5 separate regions of the Mus musculus genome follow, and regions 1, 2, 3 and 4 are each linked to region 5. A link is a loop called in an ENCODE intact Hi-C map of the cell type or tissue named here. Cell type or tissue: left cerebral cortex. All regions are shown on one strand.

The links. A loop is a pair of places that touch in the nucleus more often than their neighbours do. Peaks named below come from ENCODE experiments on the same cell type or tissue, not always from the same donor. Only the 100,000 strongest peaks of a DNase experiment are listed, where the experiment ranks them.
Region 1: it touches region 5 in a loop (2.3-fold over the local background); 7 of 42 quality-filtered maps call a loop at or near these places.
Region 2: a loop joins it to region 5, with 3 times the contacts of the local background. A loop is called at or near these places in 16 of 42 quality-filtered maps.
Region 3: it touches region 5 in a loop (4-fold over the local background); 9 of 42 quality-filtered maps call a loop at or near these places.
Region 4: a loop joins it to region 5, with 2.8 times the contacts of the local background. A loop is called at or near these places in 7 of 42 quality-filtered maps.

What each region holds. Positions count from the first base shown.
Region 1 is chr15:63,945,540-63,950,539 of GRCm38, reverse strand. It overlaps Cyrib (CYFIP related Rac1 interactor B), which reads left to right. Exons shown (of 13, transcript NM_001360036.1): 5 at 413-534. Among named protein-coding and RNA genes, the nearest start is that of Gsdmc4, 36 kb to the right of the region's middle. In left cerebral cortex, no CTCF peak of the experiment used is centred here; no DNase peak of the experiment used is centred here.
Region 2 is chr15:63,893,837-63,898,836 of GRCm38, reverse strand. It overlaps Gsdmc4 (gasdermin C4), which reads left to right. Exons shown (of 12, transcript NM_028992.1): 5 at 1,015-1,120; 6 at 3,573-3,680; 7 at 3,878-3,907; 8 at 4,138-4,164; 9 at 4,959-5,000. Among named protein-coding and RNA genes, the nearest start is that of Gsdmc4, 16 kb to the left of the region's middle. In left cerebral cortex, CTCF peaks have their summits at 2,678 (motif pointing left) and 3,086 (motif pointing right); DNase peaks (open chromatin) are centred at 2,676 and 3,079.
Region 3 is chr15:63,826,723-63,831,722 of GRCm38, reverse strand. Gsdmc2 (gasdermin C2) reads left to right here. Exons shown (of 14, transcript NM_001168274.1): 7 at 856-961; 8 at 3,457-3,558; 9 at 3,670-3,699; 10 at 3,933-3,959; 11 at 4,792-4,937. Among named protein-coding and RNA genes, the nearest start is that of Gsdmc2, 16 kb to the left of the region's middle. In left cerebral cortex, CTCF peaks have their summits at 2,555 and 2,966 (motif pointing right); DNase peaks (open chromatin) are centred at 2,535 and 2,967.
Region 4 is chr15:63,931,736-63,936,735 of GRCm38, reverse strand. It overlaps Cyrib (CYFIP related Rac1 interactor B), which reads left to right. Exons shown (of 13, transcript NM_001360036.1): 12 at 1,087-1,157. Among named protein-coding and RNA genes, the nearest start is that of Gsdmc4, 22 kb to the right of the region's middle. In left cerebral cortex, a CTCF peak has its summit at 2,542; no DNase peak of the experiment used is centred here.
Region 5 is chr15:64,113,359-64,118,358 of GRCm38, reverse strand. All of the region lies in intron 25 of Asap1 (ArfGAP with SH3 domain, ankyrin repeat and PH domain1), which reads left to right. Among named protein-coding and RNA genes, the nearest start is that of Gm20717, 18 kb to the right of the region's middle. In left cerebral cortex, CTCF peaks have their summits at 2,563 (motif pointing right) and 4,970; DNase peaks (open chromatin) are centred at 335, 2,496 and 4,714; H3K27ac peaks cover 1,803 bases.

The sequences.
Region 1 (5,000 bases), 170 kb after region 5:
TTTGTGATCCCAGCATTCAGACTGAGGCAGAAGATTTACAAGTTTAAGGGCAGCCTGGGATACATAATATGTTAAAAGCCAGTGTGTGCTATGTAGTGAGACGATTTTAAAAAAAACAAAACTGTAAGTAGTACCAGTCTAAATTTTAATTAGAATTCTCAGATTGGTTCAATATACCACAATAATTTGTAAATTAAATTAACATTATATAATAGCATTTATTTTTCTCTTGCTTCTTTATAGTTTGTATAAGTTTGAAATTTAGTTTAAATGTGTCTTCTAAAAGTATAAAATTTATATTGAATAAAATCTACCTCTTCTTTGGAAATTGAGTTGTTAATTGTTTTTAGTTAATACATGTATTAAAATATTCATGCCACTGTAAATTTTCTTGTGCTTTCATGCTGTTTAGATGCCCAGCCTACAGAGTCTGAGAAGGAAATATATAATCAGGTGAATGTAGTGTTAAAAGATGCAGAAGGCATCTTGGAGGATTTGCAGTCATACAGAGGAGCTGGCCACGAAATACGAGAGGTAAAGTTTATAATTTTTATAGGCATTTTATCAGTAAAGGTCAAATGACTGTTTGTCACCTTGGCTTACTTTCTGATGTTTTCTGGGCTTGTCCTGGGAAGTGTTATATTTGAAAGACTACTTGGCATTATTTCAGAACTGGTTACAGAACTACATGGACAGAGAGGTATTACAAAGGGGCAGTGCTACCTACTCGTATGTGATTTAATATGAGTTATAGTCACACATGAAAATTAGGTTTTCCTTTGGGGACTATTTAGTTATGTTTTCCTCTTGTGGAGAAAGACTATTGCTTTCTGGCTCCCTTCCCCAGGACCCTCCCACCTCCTGCTCTATTTTTCAACTCCTAAGCTTCCTAGGAGAATGTGAAACCATCCAAGATAGTTCTTCCACCTCTAACCCCTCCCCACCTGCCTCTTCTCTAATAGTCTTACGCCACAAGCAAAGTGTGAAGTGAGGTGTCTCTCTATCTCTGTTCTAGTTTCTGAATTAACCTTCCTTTTGTATTTCTAATTTTCAGAAACTGAACCGTCCCTGCTTCTTTCTACTTTTTTCTCAAGTTCCAGTCTAGAACTTTACTCTTTCACTATGTTTTCTCTTAATTCTACCTTTATTTGCTTTTCTTTCCTCTGAATGTACTCTGATACAGTGCTCAAACTCTCTTGCCTTTAGACCTGGATTTCTCATCCCATTTCTTGAAGGCATTGTCTATCTATGCTTTGTTCCTGCCCTCCTTGTTTCTGTTACTCTCAGTAGCAAGTAGTTCAGAGGTCATCAAAGACCACTCTTTTGGGCTCCCACGCGAACGTCTGGAGTAGTAGCACTTCAGAGTAAAGTGGAGGAAGGAGAGGGTGCTGTGTTTACTTGTTAGCTCTTTAGTGTAAGGGAGGAGGGATACTGAAATGACTTGCAGACTTTTCCTGTGTGTGACCAAGCTATCTTGCAGAGCAGTCTCACCTTTGCTTTAGTGTGGAATGCTCTTCCTTTCTTCCCTTCACATGTCAGTAGCCTACTTCCCCTTACTGTGTTCCTAGTACTTTACATGTGTGTCTTTTATGGTCCTCATGAACCTCAAAAAAATGATGACCTGCTGTTTATGTCTGTACCACTCACTCGCCAAGCTCCAGTGTTAAATCACCCTGGGTTCTTACATACTCAGTGCCAAGCAAGGTGTAAACCCTTGAGGAAAGAAATACTGAAGGTGTGGACTAAACTTCCTGCTATCATTCTAAATCTTAATGTTTCTGTAAGTAAATGACTGTGACTTTTACTATGAAATCAGATACTGACAACACTTAAATATAATTTGAAAACTCAGACATGGAAGCAAAACAAAATAGCTTCACTAACTACTCAGTATATCTTTCCTTATAAGTCACAAGATTTCAGAGATTATTTTAAAATGAGTTTGATGTTATCTTCATGTTGATTAAATATAGATGAAATCTTATCACTTGATGTACTTACTAGTAAGTGGATATTAGCCCCCCCCCAAAAAAAGTACAGAATACCCAAGATACAGTCCACAGAACAAGCTGAAGTACCCAAGTGAGGTCTCCTCAGTCCCACTAGAGAGAGAGAGAGAGAGAGAGAGAGAGAGAGAGAGAGAGAAGAAAGCAGTCACAAGTGGGGAGGCCGCGAGTGAGGGACCTGGGAAAGTGGATGGTGGGGTGGGGGGAGAACCTGATCTGGTATTGGGTGAGAGAAAAGGACTGAAGCCATGACCAGCAGAAAGAATGGAAACAGGCAACCTTGGGAAATAGGAGGTTTGCCCCCCCCCCCCCCCCAGAATGCATCCGAGACCTCAGAGGAAGGGATCTTAGATGAAATGCCCAACAGTAAGGAGAGGGAACTTATAGAGCCCATCTTTTTTTTTTTTCAATTACTTATAGTAAATGAAGAGAAAAATCTCATTCACTAAAAAGATACCTGTTGTGTATTTTTCTCCCTATAGGTAGAACTCTTAGGATTGAAAAAAGTTTTGTAATTTTCCATCAGAAGATTTGCTCTATGTTTGTGTGGGAAAGACTTGGTCCCTATTCTCATGTACAGTTCATTGACTTCTTGCTTAGATTGAGTTTATTTTTGGAAGAGAGTACAGTGGTAGGAACGTTTCTATAGGTCATTTCAGAAAGGCCGCCTGGGGCTGTGATGCCAGAAACTCTGAATACCGTGGCTAAAGATTGGAGCTCTCCACATGTCCTAGGTGTGCAACAGAGCTGATTCCCCAGGGCTATAGCTACATATAACTCACATTATTTCACAATTTTTGATGTGGAAAAGTAAACAACTGCTTTAAAGTGTGTGTGTGTATATATATATTTAAAGGCTTGTGTAAGGAAGCAAAAATATAACATATAACACTAGAAAACATAAAAGGGGGAAACTAAAGTAGGGTAAGAGGCTGACCTTACCGGCTCTTGAGACTTACTCTGACTATTGTGCCATCACTATTTGGTAAGGGACTTACGGACAAAGAAGTTATCTGTGATGGTTCATACCTATAATCTCAGCACTTGTGAGGCTAAGACAGGAGCATGCCCTGAGTTTTGAGGCCAGCCTGGGCTATTGAGTAAGACCCTATCTTCAAGTAAAACAAATTAACACAACAAAACAAATAACAAAAGGAGATTAAAGACGGAAGTATGTAAGTAGAATAGTAATAAAATATGTGAACTGGAAAACTAGGAGTACATGTCTGTGGAATGGACAGCTATAGACAGTATTAAGGCAGTTGAAGTTTTAAGAAATGTATAGATGCATATGTGTAATTAGGCTTCTGAATCGTAGGAAAGCAGTTCCCATGAAAGGACAGTGAAAGCCTAGTACATGCGAGGCTACAAAGAACTGATAACTGTTGGAACTGTAATAGGTGGCCTATGAAAAACAGACAACAGAAAATTATTGTTTTGTGAATAAAAGTGTGTATCACTGTGACGAAGTTTCTTTTGTGAAGAGAATTTGGCCTATTAAGTCAGTGCAAATTGACATTGTAAAATGGTTATCAAGAGGTCACTTCATAATAGAGGTCACTATCAAAAACAAAAACTCTAAAATTATTTGTACTTTTAAATGGGGTACTTATATCTGCATGTTGCAAATTAAAAAAAAAAAAGTAAAGAATAATGGCTCTTTAACTCACCATAATAAAATGAAAGCAACTAGCAACATTTCTGTGGTAATAAAATTATAAAACTCCATATAAACAGTGTAGCAGAGTACTGGCATGTAATAACACAGACTGTTTTCTGGTAGCTAGCTTGTTAAGGTAAATAAATAACATTTATAAAATGTGACTTTAAAATGGAATAAATATGGTTTGAGAGATGGCTCAGCAGTTAAGAGCACTGGTTGTTCTTCCAGGAGGCCTGGGTTGTGGGTTGATTCAATTCCCAGCACACACATGGTGGCTCATATCCATGTGGAACTCGAGTTCTAGGGTATCCAACACCTTCTTCTGGCCACCAGGCACCAGCCATGCGTTCACAGACACACATGCAGACAAAACATACATATAAGTAAATAGTACCTTAACCATATAACCTTAAAAGGAGTAATTATGAATAAAGACAAGTATGCTCTCTACTATAAACCTCTAGTGAGGAGGGAGTAAGAACCTCCACTAATGTTGAATTCTGCCCTAATTTTTCGTTTTTTGTTTTGTTTTGTTTTGTCTTTGGTTTTTTTTCGAGACAGTTTCTCTGTCCTGGAACTCATTCTGTTAGACCAGGCCGGCCTCTGCCTCCCAAGTGCTAGGATTAAAAGCATGTGCCACCACCGCTCGGCTATTTTTTTTTTAATGTATTTTTTTCCCCTAAATTTTAACAGACTTGAAAATGAGTTGTAGTTATTTTAAGATAGCTTTGCCATTGATATTACTAAGTCCCATCTTGTATATTGAGCTATTATGAATACTGGCCCCAAATCTTACCAACAGCAGTGAATCTGAAGTGACAGGTGAAGGAAGCAGACACTTAGATCCATAGAATGTTAGCCATGAAGTAGCATGTTGTCATCGGTTCCATATGGCAAAGCAAGTCCTAGGAAGTAGTTTACTCACTGGACACAGTAGACAGCATCTGCAGGCACATTTGTGTGTTATGAAGATGCATTAGTGCAGCATAAGAGAAGTTGGGATACTTAAGAGGAAATCAGTGAAAGTTAGTTTTAATTGTTTGCTTGTTTCCTGAATAATAAACACATTTTCACTGTTTGCTTGTTATAAGATGAACTGAGTCTGGGCTTCCCACGAGATATATTAGCATATTGTCAAAAATTGTTTATATGAAGTTAGGATTACTTATTACATGTTGTGATCATTGATACTAGTTACAGTATTTCTACATAGTATTTCTAACATGAGTAATACAGACTTTGGGCTTCTGCTGTGTCTAAGAATTATTTAAAAAATTATAGAAACACTCAAAATTTGAAAATATCAGCTAGATGTGGTAGCACATACCTGT
Region 2 (5,000 bases), 220 kb after region 5:
TCATGATGCAGAACTTTAGGCTCCTTCAATCTGCCTGGTTGCTGCTATCCATCCTTCTATTATGTTAGTGGACTAAACCTTTGAATCTGTAAACCAGCATTAACTAAATAATTGCCTGTATAAGAGTTGCCTTGGGCATGGTGTCTCTTTACAGAAATGGAAACTCTAACCAAGACATCATATTTCCACCAAGGATGGGTACACTCAGCTTCATAAAACAAACATTTGTATATGTAAAGGAACATAGACGTACATCTTAATGAATGGAGAGTGACAATGTGACAATAACACAATGGAATTCTATTCACCTGCAAAGATGTGTGAAACTATGAAACTTTCAGGAAAATGTGTGTACTGGAAATATTAATCCTGAATGAGGCACCCCAGACTCAGAAAGACAGATGCTTCATGTCCTGTCTCAGACCCTGCGAGGCTGCTGAGTTCAGTAGGTGGTACCTCTAGGGTCCCAAAGAGATGATGAGTAACAGGACAGAAGATACAGAAGACATCACATGGATTGATAGAGACAAGCTCTGGAATGAGGAGAAGCAGCCTCCCCCAACAGCTAGCTGAGAATACAGGTCTATGTAGAAACCCAGATGTGAATATGGGTAAATCAGAGTGAAACCTCAACATTAGGAGGAGGCAATAAATCATATACCTAGTTTGGAAAACTCAAGACGTTGCAATAGGGCTGCGGCTATGGCTCAGTTGTAAATACTAGGCTGGTACCCATGGTGCTCTGAATTCAATCTCTAGGCCTCTGTAGGCACACCTCCCATGTTTCAATGTAGGCAAATATTGTCATACAAGGGAGAGGAGCAGTAACTTGACATGGGGACCAGGAAGGGGGGGAGGGAGAAGGAAGGGACTGTTAGTATTTTCTCTTGAGCTTTCTACATTTATTTGGCTTTTAAATTACACACATACATTTTTTTTGGATTAAAGTAAACATTTTTGATGGTTTTATGAGTCAAAGAACTACAAGTCCCTAGGAATGTTTTGTCTCCCCAGGTTCGAGGCAAGGCGGGAAGGTCGGAAAAGTATTCAATACCTATCCCAAAGGGTTCGGTGTTGGCCTATAAGAAGCAGCAACTTGTCATTGAGAATAACACTTGTGGTGAGCAGCAGTGGGGGCCTGGTGGGGATGGGGTGTCCAAAGATGTGTACCTCTTCTGACTACAGGCCAGGAGCACTCCTCACTGTCCCAGGCACATGCCCTACCTTCAGTCACCTCTAAGCATGGCCATCCTCATATACTTCTAGCTGTAGTTGCAGAGGTAGCTTCCTGAATAGGAAGGGATCTGACTTGGAGTGTCCAAATGGAGGTATTTTTAGCTGGGTGAAGTCCAGGCTAATCCCAGGCATCTCTGGGCATTCATCTCTAGCCATTCAAGGTCCTGCTTCTCTCAGAAGCCCAATAGGGAGCGGCCAAGTTCACCAGGTGACCCATAAGTCCACATTAAAGCTCCTTAAAATAACAGAAGCACAACACAACTGAAGCTGTAGACTGAATGCCTTAATGTAGTACAGAATTTTCTCCACGAGATGTACCACTGCCCAATACACACACCACACACAACATACACACATCACCCTCACCCATACCCATACATTCAGACTTTGCCATGGGGTGTAAGTGTCTGTGTTAGGCATGGACCTGTGTGTGAGCTGAGTGCCAGAACATGAGTAGGTTCAGAGCCCCAAGTTATTCCTCAGTGTGACTGGTAGCACCTAAGAGAGGATGGGACACACACACACACACACACACACACACACACACACACACACATACAACTCCTGCAGTATCTACCTTGTAGATTAATCCCCTAGTTATCAGCAACAGTCAAGGAAGCTGGGCTCTCTAATTTAGTAAGTACAGTTAGTGGCTGATGGCTTCTAGAGAAATTGTCCATATTCTTGTAGCACCTATGACTGAATCATAGGGTGGGAATTGGGAACAGGGTTGGAAATGCCTATTAAATGTCTGGGGGAGATGTCCTTACTGTTGCAGATCATGGTAAGTGAAAAGTGCTTCCTTTTACAGAGGGGAAAGAAAATGAACCCTATACTCAAAATATTAACAGCAAAACAAAATAAACTGCGATTGGATCAAATATTTTACCCAGTGACTCAAGGCCATGCTTGTGGAGAATGAATGTAGGGTGGGTTGGGGGAGGGGTTCAGGATGGGGGTAGGTGTAGGGGTGGGAGTGGGGGTGGGGAGTGGAGTGTTTCCTGGAGGATAAACTCTAAAGTTTGATGTGTGCACGGAAGAGTGGAAACTTATGAGAACTGACTAGGTGGGTGAGAGGAGGCAATAATGGGAGGGGGCTCTGGGATGAAGGGTTCTGACGGTGCAGAGCCCAGTTATTGTCCGGTCAGGCAAAGTGTTGGTGAACCTAAGCTATGAAGAGAAATTGGAGCCGGATGTATTACAGGTCACTTTCTCTACCTCCTTTCTTCATGTCAGCTTGGGAGAGAAACGACACTGTGGTTTCCCCTTCCACAGGAGAAGGCCAGTTTTCTCAGAAGCTTCTGGGCAGTGATATGTCAACTATTGAGTCCTTTTTGGTCTGTTATGAGGACTAAATTTTGCTTGCCAGTCAACACATTGTCCCTTCCATGTCTGATTGTATAAACAAGATGCTCTGACCGCCCCCTAGTGCTCAGAATGTGACTTGCAGACACTTTGAAGTTTGTTGTTTTTTTGTTTTGTTTTGTTTTTGTTTTTTTTTTGTCCTAACTTCGTTCAGTTCACACATTAAATGTTGTCATCTTTGTTTCCTCCACAGGCTCATTTCATGGGCCAAATGTTTGAATTTTGTTGTTAGGCACGTTTAGACCTCAGCACAGCTCCATGAACGTGAATGCAAAACAATTCGAGATCACAGGTTGAGCATAGATAAAGAAGACCAGCTAGTAACTGAAGGCTAACAAGAGACCTGTTTGACAGGACAGGAGGAAAACAGTCTGCTTCACCTCACGGAGTATTTATTTGCTTGTTTTTACTTTGTGTGTAGTTGTGTTTTGCCAGCATGTTAAGAGTCCCAAGCACATGCAGTGTCCAAGGAGGCCAGAAGAGGCCGCTGCCGTGTGGGCTCTAGAACTGAATTCTGGTTCTTTGCAAGAGCTGCAAAACTCTCTCCAGCTCTCATGGAGTAATTCTTGAATGTCAGAGGGTGTGATGGTCACCTAAAGTGCTCATTTAAGATGTCAGTTTCAGGCAAGTGAGATGGATTAGTTGGGGAAGTTGCCTTCTACCAGGCCTCATGACTTGAGCTCTCTCTCCATGCCCCTCATGTTGGAAGAGGATAACTGACTTCCAACGCTGGCCCTGGCCTCTGTATGTGTCCAAGGCACACATGCATGTGCACACAATAAACAAACAAGCATAATACAATGAAGGTTTCCGGGCACCTGTGAAAGGATCTGATTCACAGGACACACAGGCTGGTGCTCAGGTTGACATCAGTCCCTGATGTTTGGCTTGGGAGTCCCTATGTGAGGTGTGGGAAGAATTCTAGCAGGTGTAACCTCACCTCACCTCACTTGAGTTTCTTTTTTATTCAGTCATTCTCCCTTCTGCTACTAAGAAGAAGATGACCTTTCCAGACAGACCTTTGAAATTATATGATTTACCTGTAACGCTAAGATATCAGGAGGAAGTCATTGAGACAGGTATGACATTGCTAAATGAGATCTACCTGGGGATGGGTTTATTGAAGGAAGTTTCTCATAAGAACAGAATCGCCAGGTGAAAAGCAAGGACGGATGGAGGAGTTGGGTGGGGGAGGGGTAGGAAAATGGGGGAAGATATAGGGGATGTAAGGACAAACACTAATTCTTGGGTGGGCCAATATATTATCTCTTTCTAGGCTCTTGGATAGATGACATCGATCCAATTGGTGAGTGTGTCTGGTGTGGTTGGGGTTGAAGATCTGGGTGATGCTACTTGGCTCTGCCCTAGCCCTGATTCTGGTTGCTGGAGGATGGGAAAGTTCATGGAAGGCCAATGAGGTGAAGGCATAGACTGGGTATGGGGCAGGAGGTACGAGATGGTAGGAGAGACTCTCCAATGTGTGTCTCAAAAAAACTGAGGATGAAGAAAGTTAACAGTTCACGTTTCTCTTTCTAGGAACAATTGAGGAGCCTGCCAATCTAAGTGAGTGTGTGTGTTTATGTGTGTGTGTGTGTGTTTAAAGACGAAATCTGGGCTTCTAATGGGAAACCATAGACTCGGATCTCAAATGATTAATTCCCATGGAATTAAAAAATCAGAGGTCTACTTCCACATTCTTTTCAGTTCGTTCAACTCACACATGCACAATTGTGTACACTGATGTTCACTGATGACAAATGGGAAGCAGACATTGCTCCAGCGTGGGGAATGAGAAAGAGTCAGAGATGTGCTTTGGTGCTTCCACGGTGGTGCTCCCACTCTCATGGCTCACTCATAGGACATGTGGCAGAACCAGAACTTCCTCAAATGCAGTGCTTGGCTAATTCTTTATAGATTTCAGAGATACTTACCGATAAGTGTGCCTATTATGTGCAAGGTGCCCGAGAATCACAAACACATTGACCCCTCACCACATCCCCATTTATCACACACAGAAGCTGATCCATGAACACTGAGGATCGCTGTCACCAGAGCCCAACAGTACATTTCATTCCTGACATATCCCAGAAATAAATACTTGCTCATTTCTCTACCAACACTTGCAATAACCAGTGTTCAGATTTCCATCTCTACCCCCCAGTGCTGTGTCCCCTCCTTTCAGAGTGCTAATGCTTCTTTGTTTCTAGTTTCATGATAGTTGCCCCCACCCTAGGGGGGGGGAGCTCAAGCAGGTTGTCTATGGAGACATTTTTAGCTACTGGAAATGGTACCATCCCAGGGATATTTAATTGAAGAATGTCTCTCACTTTCGGATTGGTGTTGCTCTCTGCAAACAGATTTTATGTGTCTACAACATGAAGTATCTGAACAAACACAAC
Region 3 (5,000 bases), 290 kb after region 5:
GAAACCCTAACCAAGACATCATATTTCCACCAAGGATGGGTACACTCAGCTTCATAAAACAAACATTTGTATATGTACAGGAACATAGACGTACATCTTAATGAATGGAGAGTGACAATGTGACAATAACACAATGGAATTCTATTCACCCGCAAAGATGTGTGAAACTATTAAACTTTCAGGAAAATGTGTGTACTGGAAATATTAATCCTGAATGAGGCACCCCAGACTCAGAAAGACAGATGCTTCATGTCCTGTCTCAGACCCTGCGAGGCTGCTGAGTTCAGTAGGTGGTACCTCTAGGGTCCCAAAGAGATGATGAGTAACAGGACAGAAGATACAGAAGACATCACATGGACTGATAGAGACAAGCTCTGGAATGAGGAGAAGCAGCCTCCCCCAACAGCTAGCTGAGAATACAGGTCTATGTAGAAACCCAGATGTGAATATGGGTAAATCAGAGTGAAACCTCAACATTAGGAGGAGGCAATAAATCATATACCTAGTTTGGAAAACTCAAGACGTTGCAATAGGGCTGCGGCTATGGCTCAGTTGTAAATACTAGGCTGGTACCCATGGTGCTCTGAATTCAATCTCTAGGCCTCTGTAGGCACACCTCCCACGTTTCAATGTAGGCAAATATTGTCATACAAGGGAGAGGAGCAGTAACTGGACATGGGGACCAGGAAGGGTGGGGGGGAGAAGGAAGGGACTGCTAGTATTTTCTCTTGAGCTTTCTACATTTATTTGGCTTTTAAATTACACACATATATTTTCTTTGGATTAAAGTAAACATTTTAAATGGTTTTATGAGTCAAAGAACTACAAGTCCCTAGGAATGTTTTGTCTCCCCAGGTTCGAGGCAAGGCGGGAAGGTCGGAAAAGTATTCAATACCTATCCCAAAGGGTTCGGTGTTGGCCTATAAGAAGCAGCAACTTGTCATTGAGAATAACACTTGTGGTGAGCAGCAGTGGGGGCCTGGTGGGGATGGGGTGTCCAAAGATGTGTACCTCTTCTGACTACAGGCCAGGAGCACTCCTCACTGTCCCAGGCACATGCCCTACCTTCAGTCACCTCTAAGCATGGCCATCCTCATATACTTCTAGCTGTAGTTGCAGAGGTAGCTTCCTGAATAGGAAGGGATCTGACTTGGAGTGTCCAAATGGAGGTATTTTTAGCTGGGTGAAGTCCAGGCTAATCCCAGGCATCTCTGGGCATTCATCTCTAGCCATTCAAGGTCCTGCTTCTCTCAGAAGCCCAATAGGGAGCTGCCAAGTTCACCAGGTGACCCATAACTCCACATTAAAGCTCCTTAAAATAACAGAAGCACAACACAACTGAAGCTGTAGACTGAATGCCTTAATGTAGTACAGAATTTTCTCCACGAGATGTACCACTGCCCAATACACACACCACACACAACATACACACATCACCCTCACCCATAACCCAGACATTCAGACTTTGCCATGGGGTGTAAGTGTTGTGTTAAGCATGGATGAACATGTTTGTGAGCTGAGTGCCAGAACATGAGTAGGTCTTAGAGCCCCAAGTTATTCCTCAGTGTAGCAGGCAGCTCCTCAGAGAGGAGGGGACACACACACACAACCACACACACACACACACACACACACACACACACACACACACACACACCCTAGTCCTGCAGTATCTATCTTGTAGATTACTCCCCTAGTTATGAGCAACAGTCAAGGCAGCTGGGCTCTCTAATTTAGCATGCACAGTTAGTGGCTGATGGCTTCTAGAGAAATTGTCGGTATCCTTATAGCACCTAGGACTGAATCATAGGGTGGGAAATGGGAACAAGGTTGGAGATGCCTATTAAATTCCTTACTGTTGCAGATCCTGGTAAGTGATAAGTGTTTTTATTTACAGAGGGGAAAGAAAATGAACCCTTTACTCAAAATATTAATAACAAAACAAACTAAACTGTGATTAGATAAGATGTTGTACCCAGAGACTCAAGGCCAAGCTTGTGGAGGCTGAATGCAGGGTGGGTTGGGGGAGGGAATTAGGGTTTGGTAGGCGTATGGGTGCGGATTGGGGTTGGGGTGGAGTGTTTCCTGGAGGATAAACTCTAAAGGTTGATGTATGCATGGAAGAGAGGAAATGAAGACACTCAGGGGAGCTGACTAGGTGGGTGAGAGGAGGCAATAATGGGAGGGGGCTCTGGGATGAAGGGTTCTGACGGTGCAGAGCCCAGTTATTGTCCGGTCAGGCAAAGTGTTGGTGAACCTAAGCGATGAAGACAGATTGGAGCGCGATGTATTACAGGTCACTTTCTCTACCTCCTTTCTTCATGTCAGCTTGGGAGAGAAACGACACAGTGGTTTCCCCTTCCACAGGAGAAGGCCAGTTTTCTCAGAAGCTTCTGGCCAGCGATATGGCAACTATTAAGTCCTTTTTGGACTTTTATGAGGATAACTTTGTGCTTGCTACTCAACACATTGAATGTGTGCTTGCCAGTCAACACATTGTCCCTGTTGGTTCCCTTCCATGTCTGATTGTATAAACAAAATGCCGTGCGCGTCCCCTAGCGTTCAGAATGTGACTTGCAGACACTTTGAAGGTTTTTTGTTTTTTTTTGTTTTTTTGTTTTTTTGGTTTTAACTTCATTTAGTTCACACGTTAAATGTTATCATCTTTGTTTTCTCCACACACTCATATCATGGGTCAAATGCTTGAATTTTGTTGTTAGGCACGTTTAGACCTCAGCACAGCTCCATGAACGTGAATGCAAAACAATTCGAGATCACAGGTTGAGCATAGATAAAGAAGGCCAGCTAGTAACTGAAGGCTAACAAGAGACCTGTTTGACAGGACAGGAGGAAAACAGTCTGCTTCACCTCACGGAGTATTTATTTGCTTGTTTTTACTTTGTGTGTATTTGTGTTTTGCCTGCATGTAAGCTTCCCAAACAAATGCAGTGTCCGAGGAGGCCAGAAGAGGGCGCTGCCGTATGGGCTCTAGAAGGGAATTCTGGTTCTTTGCAAGAGTTGCAAGACTCTCCATCTCTCATGGAGTAATTCTTGAATGTCAGAGGGTGTAATGGCCACCTAAAGTGCTCATTTAAGATGCCAGTTTCAGGCAAGTGAGATGGATTAGTTGGGGAAGGTGCCTGCTACCAGGCCTCATAACTTGAGCTCTCTCTCCATGCCCCTCATGTTGGAAGAGGATAACTGACTTCCAACGTTGGCCCTGGCCTCTGTATGTGTCCAAGGCACACACGCATGTGCACACAATAAATAAACAAACATAATACATTGAAGGTTTCCGGGCATCTGTGAAAGGATCTGATTCACAGGACACACAGGCTGGTGCTCAGGTTGACATCAGTCCCTGGTGTTCGGCTTGGGAGTCCCTACGTGGCATGTGGGAAGAACTCTAGCAGGTGTAACCTCACCTCACCTCACTTGAGTTTCTTTTCTGTCCAGTCATTCTCCCTTCTGCTACTAAGAAGAAGATGACTTTTCCAGGCACACCTAAGTACGCTTCTGCTTCCGAACCCACTGAGATTTATAGAACAGAATTGCAAGGTGAAAAAGCAAGGATGGATAGAGGGGGGAGGGGTAGGAAAATGGGGGAGGACATAAGATATAAAGACAAACACTAATTTTTGGGTGGGCCAACATATTATCTCTTTCTAGGCTTGTGGATAAATGACATCGTTCCAATTGGTGAGTGTGTCTGGTGGGGTTGGTGTTGGAGATCTGGGTGATGCTACTGGGCTCAGCCCTAGCCCTGGCTCTGGTTCTTGGAGTATGGGGAAGTTCATGGAAGGCCAATGTGGTGAAGGCATAGACTGGGTGTGGGGCAGGAGGTAAGATAAGTTAGGAGAAACTCTCCAATGAGTGTATCAAGAAAAACAGTGAGGATGAAGAAAGGTAACAGCTTGCCTTTTTCTTTCTAGGAAGAATACAGGAGCCCGCCCATCTAGGTGAGTGTGTGTGTGTGTGTGTGTGTGTGTGTGTGTGTGTGTGTGTGTGTGTTTAAAAGAGAAAATCTGGGCTTCTAATGGGAAACCATAGGCTCAGAACTCAAATGATAACTGTCTTTGGAATTCAGAAATCAGAGGCCTTCTTCCACATTCTTTTCAGTTAGTTCAACTCACACATGCACAATTGTGTGCACTGAGGTTCACTGAGGACAAATGGGAAGCAGACATTGCTCCAGTGTGGGGAATGTGAAAGAATCAGAGAGATGTGCTTTGGTGCTTCCACGGTGGTACCCTCCCACTGTCCCGGCTCACCCATAGGACAAGTGGCAGAACCAGAACTTTCTCAAATGCAGTGCTTGGCTAATTCTTTATAGATTTCAGAGATACTGACCAATAAGTGTGGCTATTATGTGGCAGGTGCCCGAGAATCACAAACACGTTGACTCCTCACCACATCCCATTTATCACACATGGAAGCTGTTCCATGAACACTGGGGATGGCTGTTACCAGAGCCCAACAGTATGTTTCATTCCTGACATATCCCAGAAATGAATGCTTGGTCATTTCTCTCCCAACACTTGCAATAACCAGTGTTCAGATTTCCATCTCTACCCCCAGCGCTGTGTCCCCTCCTTTCAGAGTGCTAATGCTTCCTTGTTTCTAGCTCCATGATAGTTCCCCCCCCACTCGCGGTGGGGGGTGAGGGTGCATGGGTGCTCAAGCAAGCTGTCAATTGAGACATTTTTAGGTGCTGGAAAATGATACCATCCCAAAGATATTTAATTGAAGAATGTCTCTCACTTTCTGATTGGTGTTGCTGTCTGCAAACAGATTTCATGTGCCTACAAAATGAAGTTTACAAACAAACAGAGCAACTGGCTGAACTCTCAAAGGGTGTTCAAGAAGTTGTGTTGTCCAGTATCCTGTCCATGCTCTATGAAGGTGACAGGAAAGTTCTGTATGACCTGATGAACATGGTGAGAGTTCCATAGCTACCTAGAGATGATCAAACCTGTAACAGTCAGTTTGGGAGACAAAGA
Region 4 (5,000 bases), 180 kb after region 5:
CTGTTTTATATAAAGAAAAATGAGTTAGCATTAGCTTACTGTGGTAACCATGTCCCCGAAGTTTTACCTTGTTCCTATGTACCTGTGAACATTGTCCTAGAATTTTCCATTCACTATAGCAGCTTCACTATAAGAGGTTAAGTAACACAGTTGTTAGGAAGTGGTAGAGTAGGAGGCTAAACCCACACCTCTCCATTCATACTTACGCTGTCATGTTTTTCAGACAACCATGCTGATCTTAAAATAAGAACTTCATTGAGGTTTTTCTGTCTCTGAGTAGCCTGTAGAAGTGCCTACTGCCTGTCCATCAGTCAGTTTTACCTCCATCATCTGCACTTCAGGACTCTTTCCCTCCCTCTCAGCTCTACAGGATTCCAATCTGTCCCATGCTTGTCACAAGCTACCTGGGAAACTCCTCTTTCCTGGAGCAGATAGAATGGTCTATCCTTGCAACTGGTGTATAGTATTTTTTTCAGGATGTCTTTCCTTAGTTCATAAATGTGAGTGGGATTTCATTTTGACTGGTTGTATTTCCAGAAAGTTTTGCCTCACTAACAGACTGAAAATAATATTTGCCAGCTCCACCCCCAAGAACAAGTAATTTAGCATTTCTAGTATATGGTCCCTTCAGTTCTGTAGTAAAGGTTCCAATTTTAGTTTTGCCTTTTTAAAGTGAATGTTATATTAAAAAATGATGCCCACAGTCAGCTAATGGATGGATCACAGGGCTCCCAATGGAGGAGCTAGAGAAAGTACCCAAGGAGCTAAAGGGATCTGCAACCCTATATAGGTGGATCAACATTATGAACTAACCAGTACCCCGGAGCTCTTGACTCTAGCTGCATATGTATCAAAGGATGGCCTAGTCGGCCATCACTGGAAAGAGAGGCCCATTGGACACACAAACTTTATATGCCCCAGAACAGGGGAACGCCAGGGCCAAAAAGGGGGAGTGGGCGGGTAGGGGAGTGGGGGTGGGTGGGTATGGGGGACTTTTGGTATAGCATTGGAAATGTAAATGAGCTAAATACCTAATAAAAAATGGAAAGAAAAAAAATGATATTTCCTTTTTCTTTTTCTCCTCAGATGAAAGGTTGTATCAAAGTTCTTAAGGACCAACCTCCTAATAGTGTAGAAGGTCTTCTCAATGCTCTCAGGTGTGTATATGTACCTACTCATGACAGAAAAATATTTGCCAAGTGTTTGAATACCACCTAAGATAGACTTCAGTAATATTCAAGTCGGAGATTTTGCTTATTGGTAATGTTGCTTCAAAGCAGTGATTGTATCCTATAATGAGGACAGTGTGTAGACGATGACAGTACTAGTTTGTTTCTTGGCTCAACATTTTGCTTTACTGTTTGCCCCTTTGAGGGAAATCCTGCTTCTTATAACCTTAATGCATGCTAGTTCACAAACAGGAAAGTTTAAAGAAAAACCACGTGATCTGACCATGTGTAGCTTCCTAGTGGGTTTTTTTCATTAAACATGGAGAGAATCATAGCTCAGTGTAATTACTGGCCTGTTGATAGAACAATCCAAAGTTTTATGGTTGTTCCTTGTAACCTTGTAACATTTCTGTATTCATGCCCCCACGTCTGCACTATCTTTATTTTGAGGAGTCACTGCAGATTTAGTCTCTGCAGCCTCTACTGTGCTGCATGACATCTTTTTAAGTGAATACCTTCATGCGTTATAACATAGTGGCACAGGATCAACTTAAAAGATTTTCACAACCTAGAAGCTAATTTTCTATACTTTATTATTTTGAGGTTTAAGCAAAAATAGTATGAACGTGGAAATATTTATGTAGTGGTATTTATTTATATCATAAAGCAAATATCAATTCATTTCACCTGAGTGGAACCTACACACAACTAGTGCTGTGTAAGTGGTTTAAGCCTGAATAAAGGAAAGCTACTTTAAATGAACATTAGAATGACAAAAAGTTAGTTTAATTAAATCCATATACTTACTATCAGGGTATGGCAGCCACACACCCAATGTTTAGGAATTTTCTTCTTTCTTTTGCGTTGCATACTACATTTTAAATTTAGCTATGGGCATGGGCCTCTTTATGTCCTATCTGGATATTATGTATCTCAGTGTACCCGCCCTTTTTTTTTTTTTTTTGTAAATTTTCTTATCTTTTTATTTTCCTGAAGGGTTAGTCTCTGTAGTCAATAGGTGTCAGGAAATCTATTATGAAATTTATTGTTAAAAGTTAGGAATAAATAGCCTGGCATGGTGGTATATACCTTTTAAACCCAAAAGGACAACCTAGTTTACTTAGTGAGGACCTATCTCAAAAATCCAAAACAACTTAAAGGTAAAGGAGGTTGTGAAGGTTTTTAGTATTTCTTAGGTTACCTTAAAGGAAGCATGCTAAAAGAGTAGCTGTAGTGCAGTACTGCTTTTAGAACTTGTGTGTGTGTGTGGGGGGGGGGGGGGGAGTCTCTTTTTCTTAGTGTTAGAACCAAAGGGGGCAGTAGTGTTGAGTACAGGACTGGTGTGCAGTGTTTCCACAGGAGGCAGTACTGAGGAAAGCAAAAGGATCCTGTTAGTTTTATTAAATTGTAAGGAAAACTTCTGAACCTACTGGTTCATAGTAAGCATGTTCTGTGTCGAGCTCTCACTTTTTACCTGGAGCTTTGTAATGCTAATGCTTTATTTTATAGAAGTTCATTTCTTATCACATGAGCCCAGAAGTAGTGGGTTCTGAGGAAGCAGAGTCGATGTAGGGTTCCATTCCTAAAACTGATGCCCTTTGGATGTCCCGATCTGGTTCACTAGGTATTGAACTCGGTGTGCTTCAGAAGAGATTGTAAAACATGCATATTTCTAAGTTACTACCTCTAGAGTCTCTTTCTTTATATCTGAGTTGAGACTCAGGCTCTCTAGTTTTAAATAAATAACCCTGGCTAGTACTTTGTAAAACACTGTTGAAACTAAGACATCACAGCCTCGTATAGCTTTCTCGTAACAAGCAAAACCAAACAAACTTCTTGCAAAATTAATGACCAAAAGATTTTTGAATGGAATTATATTTGTATATGTTTTGAATTATTTATCCAATACCTTCTACTTTTAGAAGCAATGAGTCATGAATATTTTTTAATAGAGATATGAGATGAACTCTCTTTACGCATGAAAGGGAGGAGTTGTGAATTCAGGTAGAGTGCTCCAGTACTTGCTTCTTTGCTGAACTTCTGATAAAGGCAGCAATTGTTTTCCAGTAGAGAAGTCACATGCACTTGAAAGGGGACTTGGGTTTTGTGCACAAAGGATAGTAAGCCTATCCTATATGGTTTGGTCATTCAAAGTCAGTTCTGTTATCTTTGCTGACTAAGAGTGGTGGTGCAGCACCTCTGACATGATCTTCCATGGTAGGAATGCCAGAGCTGCCAGGAGCATGGCCACATTCCCCAGAGACAGTCTCAGGGAGTGTGACGATTGTTGACTGTTGTGCAGTAGGGACTTAACTATTCCATGTTCCTTAGTTATTTCCAGTAAAGGAAAGGGAGAAGAAGCCATAGAAATATATGACATCTATTTCCTGATATTGAATAGGGTTATATGTGGCCATATAAGCTTTGTCAATCTCAAAACAGAAGAGTTGCCTCATCACTACCATTTTATTAGATAATGCTTTTTGACAGTGGTTCTCAACCTATGAGTTGTGATCTCTTTGGCGAACCTCTCTACAAAAATACTTACATTATGATTTGTAACAGTAGCAAAATTGCTTATGAAGTAGCAGTGAAAATAATGGTATTGTTTGGGGAGGATCACAACAAGAGGAATTGTATGAAAGGGTTGCAGGATTAGGAAGGAACCACTACTCTGTGGACTTCTCCTTTCCAGTGTCACAACCTAACTTCCCTCCAGTTATTTACTAAACACTCATTATGAACCAGACACTACAGTATCTCTTCAGTGAGAACAGTTTGGAAGTGATTGCTGAGAAACATACAGTTCATGCCAGGTGTCTGATGAAACTTACCTGTCTCTTCACCTTTATTAAAGAGTACAGATAGGATTTTTACTTTTAAAGCTTATTTGAAATAAACTGAACAGTTGTTCAAATTTCTTTAACATATATTGTCTATATACCAACTTAAAATGATTGTCTTTCCAGGTAGGTACATTTTGAACAAGCGTATAAGTCCAAACTGAAAATGAATTCAACAAGATGAAATATTCAATTTTAAAATTAAACTGACTCTTTAAATAATAAAACACCAGCCTGCAAGTCTCCAATGTCTTCCAGGAATTAATACCCAACAGGAGAAGGAAAGTGTAAGAAAGAGGCTAGTCAGGGGTAGGGCTCTGGAAAAGCAATGAAAGAATGAAGGAGGAGTGACAGGATGCTGAGTAAGACGTGGGGGAAGCTACAGGACCTTCGACTGAAGAGCTGATACTAAGGAGTAAAGGAAGCCTAAAATTGTACCTGATCAGCAGCGACAGACAGGCTTGCAATGCTTGGATTTAGAATGTATTCAGAAGATAATTCAAATAGGTTGATTTGGCTTATAAACATTTCACATATAATTTTTTTGCTTTTCCAGAGCCCTACCCCTGACTAGCCTCTTTCTTACACTTTCCTTCTCCTGTTGGGTAGTAATTCCTGGAAGACATCGGAGACTTGCAGGCTGGTGTTGTATTATTTAGAGTCAATTTGATTTCAAAATTGAATATTTCATCTTGTTGAATTCATTTTGAGTTTGGACTTATACGCTTATTCAAAGTGTACCTACCCTGAAATAAGGTACTTAGAGAATGTAAGTATTTCAAGGTACTGTTTTTATACAGCATAGAGTAAAACATAGCGAAATTGTTTCAGATTTTTGGCTAATCATTTCAACGAGGTCCCTATAACCAAGTGACCAGAAACTGGCTGCTCCTGTTGGATGGGGGAGAGAGCCTGATCAGGATTAAAACTCACCCTAAGGCATGAATTTGTGATATTGAGTGATCAGCTACTCATCTTGGCATATTAC
Region 5 (5,000 bases):
AGCCAAGTGTTTCTTATCATTCTGCACAGTCTACTAGAACACACTTTTAAAGACAGACCATTAATGTACCAAGCTTACAAATCTATACTGTGTGAGCTCTGTGCTGTTCTCCCTTCTGCAAAACCATGATCCCCAGCAAGTCGTGCTTCTGACAAGAGGACAGAAAGGAGCCTCCAGACCTGATAAATGCATCTGAAGGATTGATTTTCTGTGCCCTGGTTATGTGGTGACCTGTCTTGACAGGCAGAGCCAGCACCTGTTCAGAGAGCCTTCGCTGACAGCAGAAGCCAAGAACTAATACACCCAACCCCCACCCCTTGTAGCCTCCCTGTGTAATTTTATCTCACAGGGACGTAAAAAAAAAAAAAAAAAAACATAGAGTGCTCCATCTGGCTTAGTGCCAGGCATCACTCGCCTGCATTGAATAAATTCTAGCTAGCTCTTTACTGAACACCCAGAAAACAAAGGCTACATTTATTCAGCGGTTCAGCTGCTGAAATGGGCTTAGAGGTTTGGCCATAGCAACCGTGGTTAACGAAGGATAGACCACCTATCCCTTCCTTTTACAGGTCAAGCCCATGCTTGAAAATAGAACTTACTCTCCTGACTGAGTTCCCCCTGGCAGCCTATCGTGGGACATCAGATTCCGAGCATTGGACTGTCTGCTGCTGACACAGATAGACAGCTGCCTATCTGACAGCTGCCAGGCACTGAACCATAACTGTCCTTAACCAGCCGGGCTCACTTGCTCTTACATGGGAGAAACTTACAGTGTAAATATGATCCTTAGAGGACACTGTTAAACAGTCAGCTAGCACCCTGTGCAGAGGGCCTTGTGTTTTGTGGTCCTGTATTTTTTTTTTTTTCAATCTATCCTGCTAACTGGAATAACTATCTACTTGTAACAAAGCTGTCTGGAATCAGTCATCCTTTGGATTGTCATTAGTTTCTCTCCACAGCAAGGAAGGCCCTGGTCCTTGCTTATAGCACAAGCTACGCTCACAGATACAAATGTAGGAAGCTCGGGATCATGACTTCCTGGGACAGAACAGGCACCTCTGACAAAGTCCCCCACAAATAGGGGAGTGCAAGAGGCAGCAAGAGAGAAAAAAACCTCCTCTGAGGCAAGCTCAGAAGGATTTCCAGAACCGTCCAGTGACCTCATCAGAACTCAGGGAAGTTTGATCTAAATTCCCATCAGCCAGCAGCATCCCAGGCCCACATTCACCATCCTTCCAGCTCAGGCAGTCAGATGCCTGGCTCTCTGCAGAAAGGAGTCCAGAGAGAATCCCTGAAGGTACAAAGCTAAGTGTGTAGATCTTTCTCATAACCAGCAGCCCCCTACCCAATACAATTTAAACAGAACCGCCTCGGGGTCACCGGGACCCTGAGGTTTTTACTGGTTTTCAATCTTTGCATTTGAATGCTATCATAGAACTTTGGTTTCTTTAAAGCTAAGAGGAATCTGAAGGACTATATCCCATTGTACAGGCAAAGAAACTGTGCCCTAGTAAAGTTAAGGAATTTCCTATAGATCACATGGTGCTGTAGCAGGAGAGCTGTAGCAAGCTATGGCAAGTCACCCCACGGTTTCTTTCCTTGTTGAGGGAGATCCTCTGTCTTTCTCTTACCTGCCTAATGGAGAGCACATTGAGGCAGTGTATGGAGAGATCCTCCTGTTAGGTCTGCTGGGCTGTGGCTGCAGCTGCTTCTGGAGTGGAGGATCATGGGAAACCAATAGCTGCACAGCTCATCTCACAGAACAGGTACTTGCAAGTACATAGTGTTTGCTTGCTTGGTTGGCTAACTTAGCTGGTTTACAATAATGTTAAAGTTTAGAGTCATGGCTGTCTGCCATTATTCATCTTCATGCTTTTTTGCGTGTCAATGGCAAAAATGTATACCCACCATCGAGCCATTACTTCTCACAAGATTGAGGACTGTAGGAAACACTCGACATAGCACATGGCACCATGTGATCCATTGGGGTTGGTTCTCTCTGCCACTGCCTCTTTTAAGGCGTTTTCAGGGAACTATGGACCAGAGTGAAGTTGCTCACTAGCTGGATTAGCATGTACCATATCGAGACCTGACGCCTGCCTGCTTTTTAACTAAAAGAAACTTTGTAAAGAATAAGTCTGATCTCAAGGAGCAAAACTCGGTTTGAAGAACTAAGTTTTTAAGCTTTTAGAAGCAGGAACAACTAGTGTGCTAGAATCCAGAAATATTACTGCTCTGAATAGCATGTGAATACTAACCGTTGCATCTCATGTGTACATGCTATGATGGAGACCTCCTACCTCATACAGACTCCACCCTCAGTCTAGACCCCCGGGATTCCTACTCCATGAGGGCCAATCCTGCAGAGTTACCAGAAGTAAGGATTTGGTGTTTGCCTTGCTGAGTCACTGCTTTGAGCCTGCACAGTGAAATGACAAGCAGATGAGACCGCACAGCTCCACCGAGTGCACTCATTCAACAACTATTTCAGGAGCAGGGATACAGGGGAGAGTGAAGAAGGCCTTCTGCAAAGTAAGAAAGCAAGCAGAAAATGCACCATCAGGTCAGTAGGGGGCAGTGCAGGAGGAGAGCAAACCTGCTTTGAAAGCCAGGTTTCTTTTTCCTCCTGCCCTACTGAAAACTTCTCCAGAACAGGAGCTATAGTCCTGTTGTCTCAGCACAGTGCAAGATGGGGTTCATCTGTCAGATTATTAAGTGTAGAAGCAACAGAAAGAATAAGTGAAAGCATGTCTCAAAAGATGCACAGCAAAAGGAGGGAGTGGGCACACATGGAACCAGACCACATGTCCTAGGGAAGTGGCGGTGCACTTACCGGAGAGCGCTGTAGAAATGCTTATAGCAATTCTACCCAGGACAGCTGTGGAAGCACTTTATACAAAGCATCGCCTTCTCTGAGAGGCCTGAAGTCTAAGAGACAAGTGGAGATGGGGAGACCCCCTCAGCTTCCTGCCGTGGCTTGCCATCACTGGCTGAGTGCTACAAGCCTGGCAAGTGTTCATACGTTGGTGACTACCGCTCCCTGGGGCTTGTATCTCCTGGGATAACCCTTTGAGCGGCTTGGTATAACAACTCACGCGCTTTGCCTTTAAATCATCGCATTAGATTTATGTTTATATTTAGCTTTGCTTTTGTTGTTGTTGTTGTGGCCCTTTTCCAGTTTCCCACCATATATTTTATTATTTTAATAATTGTTAAAGCTTCGTTATTAAAAAAAAACAATTTGCAAATAAATAAAAACACCACACACCAAAACTAACCAGATGCAAGATCTTTACAATTCACTGACCTTACAGTTAAGATAGGCATTCAGAACGGAAGCTGTGATGTACCAAATTCCTTTTTAAACACATTTCCTGAAGCCCCGTGGGCTGACCAAGAGCTTTATCTTCAACAAGGGTCACTAACACAGGCTATCTGGTCAAGTCACCTGGCCTCTAGGGTATGAAAAAAGAAGCAGAGGTAATCCTGATTTCTCCTGCATGGGGAGAGATCAAAGTGTGTGCTTATGTAACTGTTACAGAACCAACCCTAACTCCTTTGAATCCACTACTGTTATCAGTATCAGAAAGGGACTGAGGGACAAATGAACATCTAAGGCTACTCTCTGCAAAGAAATCAACAAAGAAAAACATGTCACCCTGGCGCTCCTTCCTTCCTTATACAGCACCTGGCTTTAACTACTGCTTACTAAGGTGATTAACATACTATAAAAAACCATGGGACCAGCTACATAAAAACAGCCACATAAATTTAAAATACAATGTAGGACATGTTATTATAGCAAATAATAATGGATTGTAGTCTTGAAAGTTGCTAGGACAATAGATTCTGAGTGTTCTTACCACAATAATATATTAGGTGAAAAATGTTAATTGACTCATTGAATCATTCCGTAACGTGTATGTGTTTCAAAATAGCATCATGTGCTCAATGAACATATATGACATTGTTAATTAAAAACACAAAGGGAGCCGGGCGTGGTGGCGCACGCCTTTAATCCCAGCACTTGGGAGGCAGGGGCAGGTGGATTTCTGAGTTCGAGGCCAGCCTGGTCTACAGGACAGCCAGGGCTACACAGAGAAACCCTATCTTGAAAAATAAATAAAAAATAAAAAATAATAAAAATAAATAAAGGGAAAACCATTAGTAAGTGATAGAGCTTTTCTGTGTGCTGGTAGAGTTACTCAGGTATAGCTTCAGTCATTAAGTCTTCTGTAAGGCATATTATTGTCAAGACGGCTTTTTAAGCCGTTTTCTGTGAACTTTGAAAGTTGTACTTTTTATTTGGTCTCCAGGTAGAAGACCTGGGTTTTCACCTTTACTGAAATCCAAATGTGCAAAATACTGGAAAATCTGTGCATTGATGCCCAGGCTTTACCAGGTCCAGCACTGGGACAGAGAAAAGCAATACCATCTCCCCTGTGAAAACATGCAGACGGAGCAGGAAGAAGAGCAGTCACTGTGGTACAAAACGGGGTATTCTTGTCCCTGGCAACCTTGCTCAAGTCTTAGACATTAACAGCAGTCACTCCAGGGAAGAGAAATGCATTAAAGAAAGATTCTGGATAAAGTTACATATGAATCCTCCTAACAAGTGAGGGCAGAAAAAAAAAGTATTGAAATCCTCAAAACTGAATAAAAATAGTTTTTAAAGTAGGCAGGAAGTGAAGAGAGATCCCCACTGTGCATGTGGGAGTCAGGAAGAACAACCTGTTGTCAGGCCTGAGTGTTTGGGCTTGAGTCAGCTCACCGTTCTCTGAACTCAGCTTCTTGCCATGTCTGACCAACTTTCCAAACTCTTGGATCTGGATTCAGCTTGGTTGGTAGAGACTGGGTGACCCTTGCATGACATCATCCCTGAAGTCACACATACCTCTGTTAGCCTTTTACTTCAGTATTTAGAGCCTCCCTACGTGACCTTTTGTAAGATGCACTTCACCAGAGAATCCCTAGATGGTGATAGAGATGAAAGTACAAGA